2 separate regions of the Homo sapiens genome follow, and region 1 is linked to region 2. A link is a loop called in an ENCODE intact Hi-C map of the cell type or tissue named here. Cell type or tissue: Panc1. All regions are shown on one strand. Each heading gives the region's core, and the rest is flanking DNA. Links, peaks and the distances in the headings are about the cores only.

What was found. Hi-C counts contacts between places; a loop is a spot of excess contacts. Peaks named below come from ENCODE experiments on the same cell type or tissue, not always from the same donor. Only the 100,000 strongest peaks of a DNase experiment are listed, where the experiment ranks them.
Region 1: a loop joins it to region 2, with 8 times the contacts of the local background. A loop is called at or near these places in 106 of 110 quality-filtered maps.

What each region holds. Positions count from the first base shown.
Region 1 is chr15:78,103,637-78,111,964 of GRCh38, forward strand. SH2D7 (SH2 domain containing 7) reads left to right here. Exons shown (of 6, transcript NM_001101404.2): 6 at 1-726. CIB2 (calcium and integrin binding family member 2) reads right to left here. Exons shown (of 6, transcript NM_006383.4): 3 at 7,529-7,640; 4 at 5,599-5,746; 5 at 2,103-2,298; 6 at 970-1,696. The coding sequence ends at 1,675. Among named protein-coding and RNA genes, the nearest start is that of SH2D7, 15 kb to the left of the region's middle. RefSeq lists an enhancer at 392-461. In Panc1, for the core only: CTCF peaks have their summits at 4,885 (motif pointing left) and 5,147; a DNase peak (open chromatin) is centred at 4,795.
Region 2 is chr15:77,956,449-77,964,776 of GRCh38, forward strand. No RefSeq gene overlaps it. Among named protein-coding and RNA genes, the nearest start is that of TBC1D2B, 120 kb to the right of the region's middle. RefSeq lists a silencer at 2,959-3,253 and an enhancer at 3,912-4,457. In Panc1, for the core only: CTCF peaks have their summits at 3,114 (motif pointing right) and 3,391; a DNase peak (open chromatin) is centred at 3,083; H3K4me3 peaks cover 821 bases; H3K27ac peaks cover 545 bases.

The sequences.
Region 1 (8,328 bases), core at 158-8,157, 150 kb after region 2:
TACAGAACTAGGCTCCGAGACAGCCGAGGTGCCTGCCTGAGAGCAGGTGGAAGAGGACCTTGCAGGTGCCTGCAGCTCCTGGCTATGTCCTGCTTTCCTTGTGCCTCCCATCCATGCACAGGAGGGACTGGAGAGGAATGAGATTGGCCAAAGGCAGGGGTCACCACCCCCATTTCCCAGATAAGCATGCTGAGGCCCAGGCAGACTGACTGAACCTGCCTCCCACTACTGAGCACTTACCGAATGTGTGGCAGGCTGTGTGCTAGCACAGACACCTTTCTAACTGGCCAAGTGACATCATGCAATTGCTACCGAGAACAAAACCAGTTCCCCTCCTTGCGGCCCCATCAGCGAAAAGGAGGGGAGGGCCAGAAGCCACATCCTCTGCTTCAGGCCTCTTCGCTCCAGCTGTACCCTCAGGTCAGGCTGGCTCTTCCTGGAACTCTGTCCCTCAGGAAACTTCCTGTTTTGTGTGTCACTTCCCTTCCTATCCACATGTCCCCTTCTCTATAAGGGTGGACAGCTGGCTTGCTACCCCACTCCCAACAACCCCCAGGCCTGGGATGCAGAAAACAGGACTGATCATCTCCAGAGAGAACACCATACGTGCCCCTCCTCCCTGCCCTGACCCTGGGCAGAGCGGGCTCAGGTTGCATTTGTGGGAAATCTACTCTTAGTGACCACTTGGCTATGCAGCTTTTCCTGAAATATAGGCCTGTAAGAGTCCCTCCCTCCTTGGGGGTTTAAGGATTGAGACTGAAGCAACTGTCCCTGTGCCTGAGTGGTTAGCACTCCCAAATGTTAACCAGAGATACTGTCAGGGAATTCACGGAAGGTTCGGGGCATGAATGTGTTTTCCTCCCGATGGCACACGCACTGAAATCAAAGTTAGTGCCTAAAGCAGGAGGCACTGCCTAATGCCGAGAGGTGAGACACCAATGGTGGGATTTCAAGGATCAGAAGCAAAGGTACCCTCAAACATTTCCTAACATTAGCATACATGGAGAGCAAAGGGATGCAAAAGTGTTTTACTACCAGGAGTTCACAAATCTGTGGACAGCACACCAGTGAGGATTCCACGGTGTTGGGGAGGCAGGCAGGGTGGTACTCATGACCCAGAGGCAGAGACAGGAGCAAGAGCCCTTGGGCCCACTGCACCCACAGCTTCACATTGTGAAGGAGGCCGGGAGAAGGGGAACAGGCAGGGGTGGGAAGCAGCCCAACCTTGGGTTTTGGAAAAAGATTGCATAGCTCGTTAAAACCCTGACCTCTTTTTTTTTTTTCCGCTCTGTCCTGGGTGACCAGGGTGTCTGCCAGCACTTGGACACGTCAGACCCCACCACCTCCTGTTGGGTTATCTGCTTTTCCCTCTTTGGGGGGGTGGGGAGCATTTCTGGAGTAGGAAAGGACTGGGGCATGGGGCGGGGTGCGGAGGGCCTGGAGAGAGGCCATGGGTCCCGGGGCTGGACCACAGCGGGGCTGTGGGAAGGGTCCTAACCTTCACAGGCCCCCTTCCTGGTTAAGGTTTTTTTTTTGCTGAAAGGGCCACAGGATATATTTGTGGTGTAAACCCCAGAGGCTGCCACTGCTTTCCTGGGGAGCTTGGAGGCCACACCCATGTGACTGCAGGGCAGGATGGTGGACTTCTAGGCCCCTACAGCCTCGGCAGTGTCCTCAGATCCGGATGTGGAAAGTGCTAGAAAGAGAGAAAGGGCAAGAGAGGGTGAGAGGCCCTGGGTCGGGCAGGTAAAGGCTCCTCAGGGAAAAGCACAGCAGGCCCCAGCCCCATGCTGGACAGTGCCTCATTAGGGAACCCTGCATAGTGGATGCAGGTAATCAACACTGGGGGAAGACGGAGGAACAGCGGTGCCCAGGGAGTTCTGCCCCCACTTATCACTGAAGGGGCCCCCAGGTCTTCAACCTTCCCCCTGCAGGGGACAAAGGCCAGTCACACGTCTAGGGCAAGGGTGGCTTGAACGTGACCTCCTGCTTCCTGGCCGCACACCACTGCTCACAAATAGCGAGTGATAGGGGCCTCAGCCCCAACATCCCGGCCTGCCCTGCTCTGCCCTGCCCAAGCCCGGCCCCTGTAGTGGCAGCACCTGAGGAAGTCAGGGGCCTTGGCAATCATGTCCTCGAAGTCAGCAAAGCCCAGCTTGCCGTCACCGTCCAAGTCAGCCTCCTCAATGACCTTGTCGCACACAAGCACCACCTCCTCCTCATCCAGCTCTGACTTAGTGAGCCGGGCCAGCGTCAGCTCCAGGTCCTCCTTGCAGATGAAGTTGTCAGTGTTGAAGTCTGTAGGGCAGGGGTTGGACATGTTCAAGTCCAGGCTGCGTGCACCCAGGGACCCCTACACTATAGCTCTTCCTCCTAGCTGGCCCCACTACCTCCACCAGCTTCTGATGTCCCCAGAGCATCTCCATGCACACTCTTGGGATACTGGATCCCTGCCCCCAAGAGGGCTTACCCACCAGGCATCGCTTAAACACCCACATCCACCACCAACAACAACCCCACAATGACTAAACCACATCCTGAAGCAGGTCAAAAGTCCAAATCTGAGGTTTCCTGAGAACTTCAGGCTTAGGCCAGATAGCCCTTCCTGGCCTTAGCCCACAGTGGACCCAGTGTTCCCTTTAGACTTCTAGAGCTAAGGAAACTAAGGCCCAAAAAGGCCATGCGATTGAATCAAGGTGGGAGAGCCACTCGGAGATGGAGCAGGGATTCTGACTAGGGCCTATGGGACTCTAAGACCCATGTTTTCTAAACTGCACCCCGTTGCCTCAGTGGTGTGTGACCAGAAGACACGGTGGGTCAGGAGACTCAAAATCAAAAGACCCTTAGAGAGGGGCCTGTGCCTGGCCTTTGTGCACACAGAGCAGGGAACATGGTTTGATTCTACCCAGCAAAAGGCACTACCACTGCCCCAAAGCACAGCAAAATGGTTCAGAGGACCGAGCCATGCCTGGCCACATCAAAGTGAACTCTCTCTTCTTACATTTTGAGCCCAACTACCAGATCTGCGCATGTGCTGTTTCTTCTGCCTGGGGTCCCTTCCCAGCAAACTCCTGGTCATCCTTCAAATTTTGGCTCACACATCACCTCCCAGTGGCGGGGCTTTCTAGCGATAAGGGTCCTCTTCCCCGCAAATGAGCTTCTGTTGCCCATTGGCAAACTCTGACATTAATGGTAGTGACAAAGACCCATCATGTGAGCATTATATGCTCTTTCTCATTTAATTTTCAAAACAAAACTATGAGGCAGGCACAATTGAATCTCCACTATACACATGAAGAAACAGAGAGGTGGCCAGGCGCGGTGGTTCACGCCTGTAATCCCAGCACTTTGCGAGTCCGAGGTGGGTGGATCACGAGGCCAGGAGATTGAGACCATCCTGGCTAACACGGTGAAACCCCGTCTCTACTAAAAATACAAAAAAAAAAAAATTAGCCGGGCGTGGTGGTGGACGCCTGTAGTCCCAGCTACTCAGGAGGCTGAAGCAGGAGAATGGCGTGAACCCAGGAGGCGGAGCTTGCAGTGAGCTGAGATCGCACCACTGCACTCCAGCCTCGTTGACAGAGCGAGACTCTATCTCAAAAATAAAAAAAGAAACAGGGAGGTGAAAAGGAGAGGTACCTGCCTGAGGTCACATCCCGGTCATTGTTGGACCCTAGAGCCCAAGCTCTTGGGGTGACTCTGCCCTGTCTATCTCTGCAGAGGCCTGGGCACAACTCTAGGGTATGCGTCAGGGAGTATTCATCTCTGCCCATGGCATGGGACATAGCAAATCTCTGGAAAGATTTGCTGGCTGGCTGGCTGAATTCCTGTGGCCATTTAACCTGAGTAAACTGAGGCTCAGAAGTGAGATGATCATTGTTGCAAATGAGGCCCCAGGCCTCCCCAGCGCCAGACTAGGAGGGCCCTGGCTGCCTCTCCCCACTCCACCCCCAGCCTAGAGCAGCAAGGAAGCCACAGTTCTTCCATGTATTCCTGTGCCCACCCGGTCCATGCGATCTGCACGCCCCTGTCTTGGGCAGACAGCAGCCCGTCCCAGGAGCAATGCTATGGGGTCCAAGACCGGGCGGATGTTGGGTGGAATCTGAGAAGCTTTTTACATGAGCCATGTGGGCATAGTTTGTGGAGGGCAGACTGGCAGGTATTTTCTTTCTAATATGCAAGCAAAACGTGGGTGCACAGACAGAAACCAAAGTCCTCTGAAATAAACATGATAACTAGAAAGTGAAACGTCAGTCTGGGCGTGGTGGCTCACACCTGTAATCACAGCACTTTGGGAGGCCAAGGCAGGCAGATCACCTGAGGTCGGGAGTTCGAGACCAGCCTGACCAACATGGTGAAACCCCATCTCTACTAAAATTACAAAAATTAGCCAGGTGTAGTGGCGGGCACCTGTAATCTCAGCTACTCAGGAGGCTGAGGCAGGAGAATCGTTTGAACTTGGGAGGCTGAGGCAAGAGAATCGCTTGAACCCGGGAGGCAGAGGTTGCAGTGAGCCGAGATCACACGATTGCACTCCAGCCTGGGCGACAGTGGGACTCTGTCTCAAAAAAAAAAAAAAAAAAGAAAAGAAAAGAAAAAAGAAAGCAAAATGTCAGCCCCTGATAGGCCCTGCTGCCTTTGGGATCCAGTGTCTGATCAAACGTGCTGAGGACAGGAGCTTTGACCTTGACTCTTCAGGTCCAAGTTGGGTCCCAGCCCCTTCCTAGGCCTTAGGCATCTCAACTGAGGTCTATCTGAGGATTTGACACCAGTCCCCATGGGTCTGTCAGGCCAGCAGAGGGGGTGAGCTCGTGGGTATGAAGTTTTCTCCCTGTGGCTGTGGGAGAAGCATGAGTCCTTGGCTCATGAGTGCCCGCCGCCCTCTGGTGGCTGGTGAGACAGCCAGCCTGAGGGCAGAGCTGGGCGGGGTGAATCCAGGTGGCCCTACCTCAGGCAGTATTCGGGGGGGCTCCAGAGGCCCCCCTGCAGGCCTGGCCTTACCACCATGGCCTAGGCAGCCTCTCTGGCTCCTCCATTTTACACCTCAAAGCTGCTGAGTGATCCTTCTAGAAAACAGAGCTGCCCTTCCTCACTGGAAACCTTGCAGTGGCCCTGGTGTCTGGATCACTAGGTCCAAACTCTGTGGCTGGCTCCCACAGCCTGGCCCCAGATTCTCTCCAGACTCATACCGCCCCCTGTCCCACCACCTTCCAAGTTCCTCCCATCTCCTTATCAAGCTCTGCGCTTCCCTGTGTCTGCATGGGCTGCGCCCTCTGTCAGGTCTGCCAGCCCCCTCTTCTCCAGTCCAAGCCTCTGCTAGTCCCTGCTTAAAGGTCATGCCTGGGACCCCTCTCACACTAACCACCCGACCTGGGATGGGTGAGTCCCTCCCTCCTTCGTTCTCAGGACCCTCACAGATGTCTCTCAGGGACTGATCGTCTCCCTTGGCCACCCCACTGGACAGGCACTCTTCAGAGGACAGATCAGCTTCACTGTTCTTGGTGTCCCTAGGGCAGGAGCCAGTAGTAACCAGACAGCCTAAGGGCCCCACATGTTCCCCCACCGCATATTCAGGCCCCCTCCTCTAGCCCTGGTTACCATAGATCTTGAAGGCATAGTTTGCCTTGAGCTCTCGGGGAGCCGACTCGCAGAGCACGGAAAACATGTCCACAAAGTCGTTGAAAGTGAGGTTCCCCTCACCATCCTCGGAAAACGCCGCCACGATCCTTTCTTTGAAGGGATTCTCCTGAAGAAAACACACACAGCAATCACTGTGGGTGCAGGATAAGCAGGAGGGCCCCGGAGCCAGACTGTGGACAGCCTGTGTGACCCTGGAGGAGTGACCAAATCCCTCTGAGCCTCGGTTTCCCCATCTGTAAAAAGGGAATAATAATAACACCTTCTTAATTGGGTTGTGATGGGATTAAATGAGCTAAAGTATGTAAGGTGTTGGTACCAGGCCCGGCACATGTAAGAGCTCAGGAAGCATTCTACTGGGTCATGTCACATCATTAAGATGGGCACAGCCAGGGACAGTGGTGCACGCCTGTAGTCCCGCTATTTGGGAGACTGAGGTGGAGGAATCACTTGAGCCCAGGAGTTTGAGGCTTCAGTGAGCCATGATCGTCCCACTGCACTCCAGCCTGGGCGACAGAGCAAGACCATGTCTCCAAAAAAAAAAAAAAAAAAAAATGCTGAGCACAGCCAGTGTGTTATCACTGGAGGCACTGCCTCATCTGAAGCAGAAGCAGAAGCACAGATTCGTCCTGTTACCCAGAAGAGCACACAGAGGCTCTGCCTGGATGTGTAGGGCTCTGTCCCCAGCAGAAGAAGATGACAGCCCAGGGCACTGGTGGCCCTCAGCTCAGGCCGTGTCAGGCCAGGATCGTGGGAGGTGGATGTGGGGTCAGATAACTGGACCAGTCAAGCAGCAAGAGCCATACAGCCAGTTCAGGCCCAGGTCTGCTGTCACTCTGCTCCTGTGAATTCTCCCCTAGACCACCTTGGATGCTGCCTCTCCCAGGGAGCTGTACACGGATGCCTTCCTAGATCCCCAAATCACTCATCCTGCAGCCCTTCCATCCCAACTGAGCTAGCGCTTGGCTAGCGCCATTCCGTGCCCAGCCCAGGCCAGTGCGGGAGGCTCAGAGACAGACCACTTGGGTCCTACCCATGAGTGTCTCACCTGCTCCAGCAACCCTCTGAGCTTGCTCTTGAGCCCCTTGCTGGGCCAGACGGGGTGCTGGTCCAGGGCTGAGCCTGGGGCCCATTGTCTCTCAGGACTGAGGTCACAACCAGAGTGCAGGCCCCAAGTGGATGCCATATAGCACTCTGACTCCACCTTCAAGCCACACATCCCAGGCCTGGCAAGGGGCTACTGACGAAGTCCCACTGCAATGGGGAGTTGTGCCCCAAATGCCTTCTTAATGCTGAATGCACTTTACATATTATGGATAAGGAACTCATGAAACGAAACATTCAGATATATATGGTCTGAGGATCAGCAGCATCAGTCTCACCTGGGAACTTGCTCGAAAAGCAGAATCCTGACTCTACTCCACATGTACTGAGCCTGAATTGGCATTTGGACAAGATCCCTGGGGAGTTTAAAATTAAATTTTAACAGGTACGTTAAAGTCTGAGAAATGATGCTATGGATGACCACCATGCTGACCTCAGTGAGAAGCCACAGCCAGACAACGGGGAGACAGAAAAGTTATCTAACAAAGCAGACACAGGTCTGCCAACTACAGCAGGCTTGGGGCCACTTAACAAAGGGACAAGCAAATGAGCACAAGCCCATGGCCTGCAGTTGGGTGGCCACTGATGTACAGCACCCTTACAGAGCCCACATAGCTTATTTATTCAGAGTACAGATGAGGAAACTGAGGCACAGAGAGGTTCTGTGATCTGCTCAGAGCCACGCAGACACAAAGGGTGGAGCTGGGTTCAGCCTAGACCTGGGGGCCTCTGCTGCTGGTCCAGAGGCACAGATCCCCTGCTCGCCAGCAAGAGGTCCTGCACATACCCGGAGCTCTGGCATCTGGATGATGAGGCTCATGGGCACGTGGACGATGGGGCTCTTCCTGTAGTCCATTGGGACGAGGTTGGGGGCCAGCTCATAGAATCGCGAATGCAGCCTTGGAGGAAAGCAGAGAAAAAGCGCTGGAGGGGGTGCCATCCCTAAGCCCCAGCAGCCCGGTGCTGTCCTGCCTAGGCCTCTGCCTCTGCAGAACATCCTCAGCCAGGACCAGGTAAGGGGCCAATGGGAGGCTCTCTGCTCTGCCCACAGGGTGTGAAGTTGGGAGGGAGGTGAGTTCTGCCCAGACCTCTGTGCTGATAACCAGGTTGTGTCCAGGCCTCCCTATTTCCACCACACCCACCCCATCAGCACCACCACCATCACTCCTTGGGCCTGGGTCCAAATCTTTTAATTTTTTCTCCTTTGGGCTCTCATAAGGGTTTTCTATGCTCAGGATACTGTGCTAAGCACTTAACACATCACCTAATTTAATCCTCCTCCACATCACTGTGCAGACAGATGCATCCTGACCCCAGCTTACTGCTCAGCAAACAGGGCTGAAGAGGTTAAGAGTGATTTGTCTAAGGCCACATAACTAGGGAGCATCAAGGGCCATGGGTTGAGCCCAAGATGGGAAATCCAAGCAGAAACTCTTAGCCACTCTTCCCCCTTACACTCCTGAGGGTCCATCAAAGCCTGGGCCCACTTCGTGGCCCCACCACCCCAACTTAAGCCCTGAGGGTTGGGTCTCTCTGGGAGAGCTCTCAGCAGTCCTCACACCCTCAGGAAGCCCCTATGAATGGGTC
Region 2 (8,328 bases), core at 91-8,090:
CAGTTGAATTTAGATTTCTGATAAAAAATCAACTTTTTTTTAGTAAGTACGTACCATGCATATTTAGGACATACTTATACTAAAACTTATTTCTCTCTATTCTTTTTTCACCATCCTTCACAGGTGTTGATATTTCTCTAAATTCTTTAATGTATGTACAGTTACTTTAAAGCTCTTGCCTAATAATTCTAATGTGTGAGCCATTTATGGGTCTTTTCTTTTTCTTTTTCTTTTTTTTTTTTTTTTTTTGAGATGGAGTTTTGCTCTTGTAGCCCAGGCTGGAGTACAATGGCGCCATCTCAGCTTGCTGCAACCTCCACCTCACCTGGCTGGTCTTGAATTCCTGACCTCAGGTGATCTGCCTGCCTCAGCCTCCCAAAGTGCTGGGATTACAGGTGTGAGCCACCATGCCTGGCCCTTTTTGTTTGTTTGTTTCTTTGAGATAAGGTCTCACTCTGTTGTCCAGGCTGGAGTGCAGTGGCATGATCTCAGCTCACTGCAACCTCCACTTCCCAGGCTCAAGCCATCCTTCCACCTCAGCCTTCCAAGTAGCTGGGACCACAGGCACATGCCACCAGCAGTCCTGGCTGGTTTCGTGGAAGACAATTTTTCCACAGACGGGGTTGGGGGTGGTGGTTACGGTATGAAACTGTTCCACTTCAGATCATCAGGCATTAGATTCTCATAAAGAGTGTGAAACCTAGATCCCTCGCATGTGCAGTTCACATTAGGGTTCACACTTCTAGGAGAATCTAATGCCTGCTGATCTGATGGGGGGCGGAGCTCTGGCAGTAATGCTCGCTGCCCACCACTCACTTCCTGCTGCGCAGCCTGGTTCCTAACAGGTCACTGACTGGTAGAGCCCACAGCCTGGGGGTTATGGACCCCCACACACCACCACACCCAACTCATTTTTGAATTTTTAGTAGAGATGAGGTTTTGCCATGTTGCCCAGGCTGGTCTCGAAGTCTTGAGCTCAAGTGATCTACTTGCCTTGGCCTCCCAAAGTGCTGGGATTACAGGCATGAGCCACCATGCATGGTGGGTCTGTTCGTATTGACTGGTTTTCTCTTAATTTTAGGATGTATTTTCTCACTTTTTCACTTATCTAGTAAGTATTTCTTGATCTGTTGGACATTGTGAACCTTCATTGTAGAGATATGGATTATGTTATCCTACTCTAGTGTTGAGTTTTGTTTTGCAGGGAATTAAATTACTGATGGGTTAACTTGATCATGTGTGTCAAGGCTACATTTTAGGCTTTGTTAGGGTGAGCTGTTTTTCAGTTTTGCCCTTATTCCTAGGGAATCTTCCTTAATCCCAAGGCATGGCCTTCTAGGCCCTCTGTGAATGTCTGGGATATTCATCAAGACCTGAGATTCCAAGAGTGGAGACTCTGGTTGAGCCAGAATTCGGGTGTATCCCCAGCACTCTGTGACCACTGAAATCGATGTTTAGCTTTCAGCTCCCCATCGGCTGTTCTGTGCTGGGCCTTGCAGAGTCTCAATCCACACATTCGTAGTTTGGGATTTGGCCAAGGACCTGCAACAACCTCTATAAGATTTCTGGGGCTCCTTCTCTGCAACTCCGTCCTTTCTGATACTCTGCCACACACATTTTAGCAGCCCTGAGTGGCAGTCCCTGTTTCCTCCACCAAACAAGACTGATCCTCTTGGCTTGGACTCTGCTTCCTCATGCTGTCATTGAGGGTTTGGAAACTTTCCCCACCAGAAAAATGTAGCAGTCACTTCATGTGATTCCCTTCTCTCAGTTTGTACCTGGAACTGCCTATTGCCCAATGCCTGAAGACAATTTCTTCATGTACTTTGTCCAGCTTTGTAGTTGTTTATGCTGGGAGACCATCATCAATTCAGGTACTCCATCATGGCCACAATTCGAAGTATGATTAATATCATATTCATTCTATTCTAAAAGTAGAGAAGACAAAGACCAACAATTCTAAGAAAAATTGAAAAAATATATGAAAGTTCAAAGAAAAATGCAAATGCCACTGACACACAGGAAAAAATGTTTAACTTCACTGATAATAAGAAAGATACAATTTTAGGCTGGGCGCAGTGGCTCACACCTGTAATCCCAGCACTTTGGGAGGCTGAGGTGGGAGGATCACTTGAGGCCACGAAGTGTAGGTGGCAGTGAGCTGAGATGGTGCCACTTGGGGTGACAGAGTGAGATCCTGTCTCAAAAAAAAAAAAAAGATATATAAACAACATCCTGCAACCTCTACATGTGGCCATGATTGATAACAGGGACCAGATTTGCCTCCCACCTTGAACAACTAGAAAAATGGAACAACATATATAAAACAATAGTTTTCGGACATTGGAGAACAGGTCGAGCAGAACTATGATCCCTAAAAGAAGGTGAACCCTACAGTGTCCTCAGTTTACTGCCGGAAGCAATCACAGGCTCCAACACAGCAGGGGAAATCCAAAGTCCAGTGACGTGTACACCACTCTTGAGCTGTTTTCTATTAACCTCCAGGTCCTTCAGGCCAGCCCTCCTGGGGCTCTGCCTTGGGAATTGGTATTGGTAACAAAGGGAATAGAGAGGAACATGCATAGAGCTCTCCATTTAGACTGACATATTCACACTGGGTTCCAGTTTCAGCTGAGAGACTGTAAGCACATCGCTAGCCCACTCTAATCCTGTATCCTAGCTGTGTAATCACCTATTTCCCATCAATTGCAAGGCTGGAGAGAAAAGTGCCCACTCTGGCCAGTACACAGTAGGAGCTTAGTAAGCTTAAGCTCGCTTGCTTCCCCACTATCCTAACGTATTAGGGGAAAGACAGAGATGTGGGGAATGGCACCTGGGAGGCTCCAGCTGTATGCTTCACAATCCTACCAATGAAAAATCTGAATTAGGCTTCAGTTTCCCTTCTACAAAATGAGACAGGACAGGAGTGGGTAGGAAGAGGAGGAGCTGGGCTTTGTTGGTTTAAGCTGGGCCCTTCTGATTCTGTAACGTGAACTTCACTGTTGGGTCCAGCCCATTCCCCTGCCGGGGCTTCGCGTGCTCTGTCTTTTGGCCAAGTCCAAGTCTGTCCAGGGTTGGGGTGGGGAGAAGCAGTTCCCCCATATAACCTGCAGGTGGCACCAGAGCCGCGCGGGAACCGAGGGTTCTGTTCCAGCCTTCCTGGAGACTCGGGCAGGGTGGGGTAGGGCGAGGCAGAGGTGGTGCACACCGCTCAGCTGGGCAGCGGCACGCAGCTGTGGATCAGCCCACACCGTTTAAAATGGACACATGGGTCGTCCGGCTAATTTCCTCTCTTTGGTAGGGTGAGCATATGCTTTATCATCCAAATCCAGACACTTCGGAAAGTGAAAGGGGGCACTATCATAATTGCACCAGGATAGTCATAACCTTAGCTGTACCTTGCAAACCAGAACCTCTGGTCACCCTACTGTCTGATCACTTTTTCTTCCTTGTTTCTATTCTTTTAATTGTTTTTTTCTTTTTAAACACACAGCGTTTTCTTTCCCCAAGGCCCACTGTTTTTGAAAATGCTGTTGCATTCGTGATATTTTCGACCAGGCAACATCTGCCTTGGCATCTTGAGTCTGAACAGTCTCTCTGAACCCATCCCAAAGGCTGGTTTTAGCTTCCAGTCAGAAGATTCTGTTCTTGGCTTGCCATCTCCATGACTCAAGAATTAAAGATGTCAGATGTGGAACAGTGACCCTTATATCAACTCTGGTGCCTCTTTGCTACATTTATTCCTGCAAATTTTTATTTGTTTGTTTGTTTGTTTGTTTTGAGACGGAGTCTCGTTCTGTTGCCCAGGCTGGAGTGCAGTGGCACAATCAGGTCACTGCAACCTTCGCCTTCTGGTTCCAGTGATTCTCATGCCTCAGCCTCCCAAGTAGCTGGTACTATAGGCGTCCACCACCACGCCTGGTTGATTTTTGTATCTTTAGAAGAGATGGGGTTTCACCCCGTTGGCCAGGCTGGTCAGAAACTCCTGACCTCAGGTGATTTGCCCGCCTCAGCCTCCCTAAGTGCTGGGATTACAGGCCTGAGCCACTGCACCTGGCCGTATTCCTATGGTTTTGTTCTGAGTGCTCATGTCCTTTGTCTCTTTGAATTTACGTATATTGGTTTATTGAATTGCAAGTAGACAAGTCCCATTAAGCGCAATTCTTATGTTTCCAAGATCATCTCATTACTCCATTCAACCCCAAATTAGCATGCCTTTTATCCCCTTGTTTCTGAACCCTCTTCACTTAATAGTCTCATAAACATCCATCCATTGCAAAAAGGACTCTAACTTTTCTCACTTCCATTTTTAGTTGATTCATTGCTATCCAAGTAATGATTTGTCTGGGGGAGTCATTAGTAGAGTACAACTCTACATTGAGTAGAGAATTGTGCTCTTAAATTTATTTTTATAGTTGGATTCTGCTAGTTAATATCTCTCTGTCATTCTCACATTGCAACTAATGACTATGGGTTTCTGTCTCAACCTAAAATCTAGGTTAGAAATTTGGTTTTATGTGAATAAGATATTCATAGATAATGTGAGAAAAAAATTAACTTACTGAAACTTTTCTCAGTTAAGAATGACATTCGTGGTCACAAATATGTATGTAAGCAAGTGGAAAACTGGGCTGTAAATATATAAACTGAAAATATTATGTTTAGAGACAAGATTTTTCTTTTTTCTTCTTTTTTAGTAAAGTATATTTGCTATGGTTGGAATGATTGTGTCTCCTCCAAAATTCATGTTGGAACTTAAACCCCAATGTGATAGCATTAGGAGGTGGAGTCTTTAGGAGATGATTAAGTCATGAGGGAGGAGCCCCCACATGGATGGGATTAGTGACCTTATGAAAGGGCTTGAGGGAGCCACCTACCTCAGTTTTCTTCTTTTGTTTTTCTGTCCTTTCCACACATTGTTCAAAGTGCCATATTGGCAGTCCCCAAAACATGGCTAAATCTCACATGATTCCATGGATTAGTTTCACCTGTTCTTGAACTTCATATAAATGGAATCAGTATGTGCACGTTTGTGGCTGGCTTCTTTCATTCAATATAATCCTGTGAGATTTAACCACGTTTTGGGTACTGGTAGCTGTTTATTTTTCTGGTTGTGTAGTTTTCCATATTTCATTTATTACCCTGCTATTTTTGTCTCTAACTCAGTGTCTTTTGGGGCCTATTGGTCCTTTTTAGCTAGATTGATATTAAGCGTCTTCTTATCAGTGGAGCTTAGGACATTTTAGAAGATGAAAGCCTAATAACCCCAAGCCCCCCAATCTTAAGCCAAGTTTCCTCCTCACGCCTGCTTCAGTTGCTCTTCTTCTTGTGGTATTTTTTCCCTCACAAAACTGATGGAAATTAAGAAACCCAAAAGCTCTTCATCATGTTATCAGCTTAGGGACGCTTGTCATCTGAATAACTGGGTAGATATTTATCATCTGAAATGTTAAAATAACTAGAGCAAACACTTATATAGCACTGACTGCTGTTCACAGTGCTTTACATATATTATTTTCCTCAAAACAGCTCTGTGAAATAGACACTATTATTGTCATTCCCACATTTTAGATGGGGAAATGGAGGCACAGAGAGACCATGTAACCTTGCCAAGGTGGTAGGGCCAGGACTTGAACCTGTGTTTTCTGGTTTTAGAGCCTGCACCCTTCACCACCACACCATATTGTGTAGCATGATACTTCCTGTGGTTAAAGTATTTTCTTCTATTACCTTGGGAGCATTTTCTGAATAATTTGAATCTTATAAATTTGCTTCAAAGAATACAAGTAAATTGAACTGAAAGATCTAATATAGAATGTGTGGCATTTGTGAATAAATTATAGGACTCTCTGGTTTTAAATAATAATTATTTGCTTATCTTGTGACTTTTGTCGGCAGGGCTGTAATGTGCTCACCTCATTTTCCTTCTCTTCAACAGGAGGAGATGGGCTCAGAGACAGGCACGATTTATCATAAAATCTCATCACACTTTCCCTCACCATCTGGAAGCTGGAGATAGGTTTGTGAAATCTTGATTGAGAAGAGTTAAATGCCACTTGTAGAATAATAAGTTTAAGAAAGATGGTTTTGGCTGGGCATGGTGGCTCACGCCTGTAAGCCCAGCACTTTGGGAGGCTGAGGCAGGGGGATCATGAGGTCAGATCGAGACCATCCTGGCTAACGCGGTGAAACTCTGTCTCTACTAAAAATACAAAAAATTAGCCAGGCGTGGTGGACACCTGTAGTCCCAGGTACTCGGGAGGCTGAGGCAGGAGAATGGCATGAACCCAGGAGGCAGAGCTCGCAGTGAGCCGAGATTGCGCCACTGCACTTCAGCCTGGGCAACAGAGCCAGACTCTGCCTCAAAAAAAAAAAAAAAAAAAAAAAAAAAAAAAAAAAAAGATAGATGGTTTTACTCGCCAGTTCTGCTGCACAGAGTCCTGCACGTTTTGGCAGTTAACATATGTGATCGACAGTTATCATGGTTCTAGAAGAAATTATTTTCCAGTTGTATTCTGCTGCTAAAGTGCTATATTTCTTTATAGATGAACTAATTAATTCTTGGTCACTTGTTTTTCATCAGATATTTCTCTGCCTCTTTATGCTGTGCTTTGTCTTTTTATGTCCAGCCCCAGGTTTCTTCTTCTAATTGCAGGAAGATCATTGAAATTTTCTCTCTCTCTCAAACTCCTGGGCTCAAGTGATCCTCCTTCATCTGCCTCCTGAGTAGCTGGCATTACAGGTGTGCACCGCTGAACAGATACACACATATACAGCCATACTTACAGACAAACATCCACATATATACACAAACGCACAGAGACATACACATATCCACACATACTCATTAGATGTACATTTACACACACAAACACACATGTGCACACACACACACATATACACACCTTGTTTCCATCTTCTCAGGACTCAGGGCTCTCAGAGAGTGGAAAGAGTCTTGTACCATGAGTCCAGGATCGACTGTGCAACCTTGCCCCAGCGTCTTCCCTCTTGAGATCTTGTTTATAATAATATCCTTACCCACCAATTAGGGTTATTTTGAAGACAAAACAGAAAGGATAACAGAGTGATGGCAATGTTGTATAGTTTCAAATAAAAATTAACGTTGACCAAAAAGAGGTCTGACCTTTGTCCTAGACTCCTGGGAGGTAATCTTCGACACATAATGCCTAATAGGAGTATCTTTGCCTGGGGATCTTGGATCATAATGGATAGTCTAATAATGAGATTTAGGGTGGGGTCTAGCCAGGCCAGGAAATCCGACTAAGAGATTTAGAGTCTGGGCTTTAGGTCACCCCTGGAAGGACTGGAAACTGAAAACTGAGAGGATCCACATGGACAATCAAGCATGCCTCTGTGATGAAGTTCCAGTAAAAACCCTGAACACTGAGGCTTGAGGGAGTCTCTCTGGCTGGGAATACTCCATGTGTATTGGCACATATCAAAGCCGGAAGGGTAATGCACTGCCAGACTGAGAAGACTACAATAAATACCTAACTCTTCAATGCTCAGGCATTGAATATCCACAAGCATCAAGACCATCCAGGAAAACATGACCTCACCAAACAACCTAATTAAAGCACCAGGGACCAATCATAGAAAAACAGAGATATGTGACCTTCCAGACAGAGAATTCAAAATAGTGGTTTCAGGGAAACTCAAAGAAATTAAAGATAGCACAGAGAAAGAATTTGGAATTCTATCAGATAAATTTAACAATGAGATTGAAGTAATTAAAAAGAATCAAGCAGAAATTCTGGGGATAAAAATGCAGTTGACATAATAATGCATCAGAGTCTCTTAATAGTGGAATCAATTAAGCAGAAGAAAAAATTAGTGAGCTTGAAGACAAACAATTTGAAAGTACACAATTAGAGGAGACAAAAAAATTTTAAACAATGAAGCACGCCCACAAGATCTAGAAATAGCCTCAAAAAGGCAAAGCCAAGAGTTATTGGCCTTAAAGAGGAAGTAGAGAAATAGACAGAGGTAGAACATTTATTCAAAAGGATAATAATGGAGAACTTCCCAAACCTACAGAAAGCTATAAATATTCAAGTCAAGAAGGTTATAGGACACCAAGCAGATTTAACCCAAAGAAGACTAGCTGAAGGCATTTAATATTCAAACTTCCAAAGGTCAAGGATAAAGAAATGATCCTAAAGCAGCAAGAGAAAAGGAACAAATAACATACAATGGAGCTCTAATATATCTGGCAGCAGACTTTCAGTGGAAACCTTACAGGCCAGGAGAGAGTGCTATGATATACGTGATGGGCTGAAGGGAAAAAAAAAAAAAACTTTTACCCTA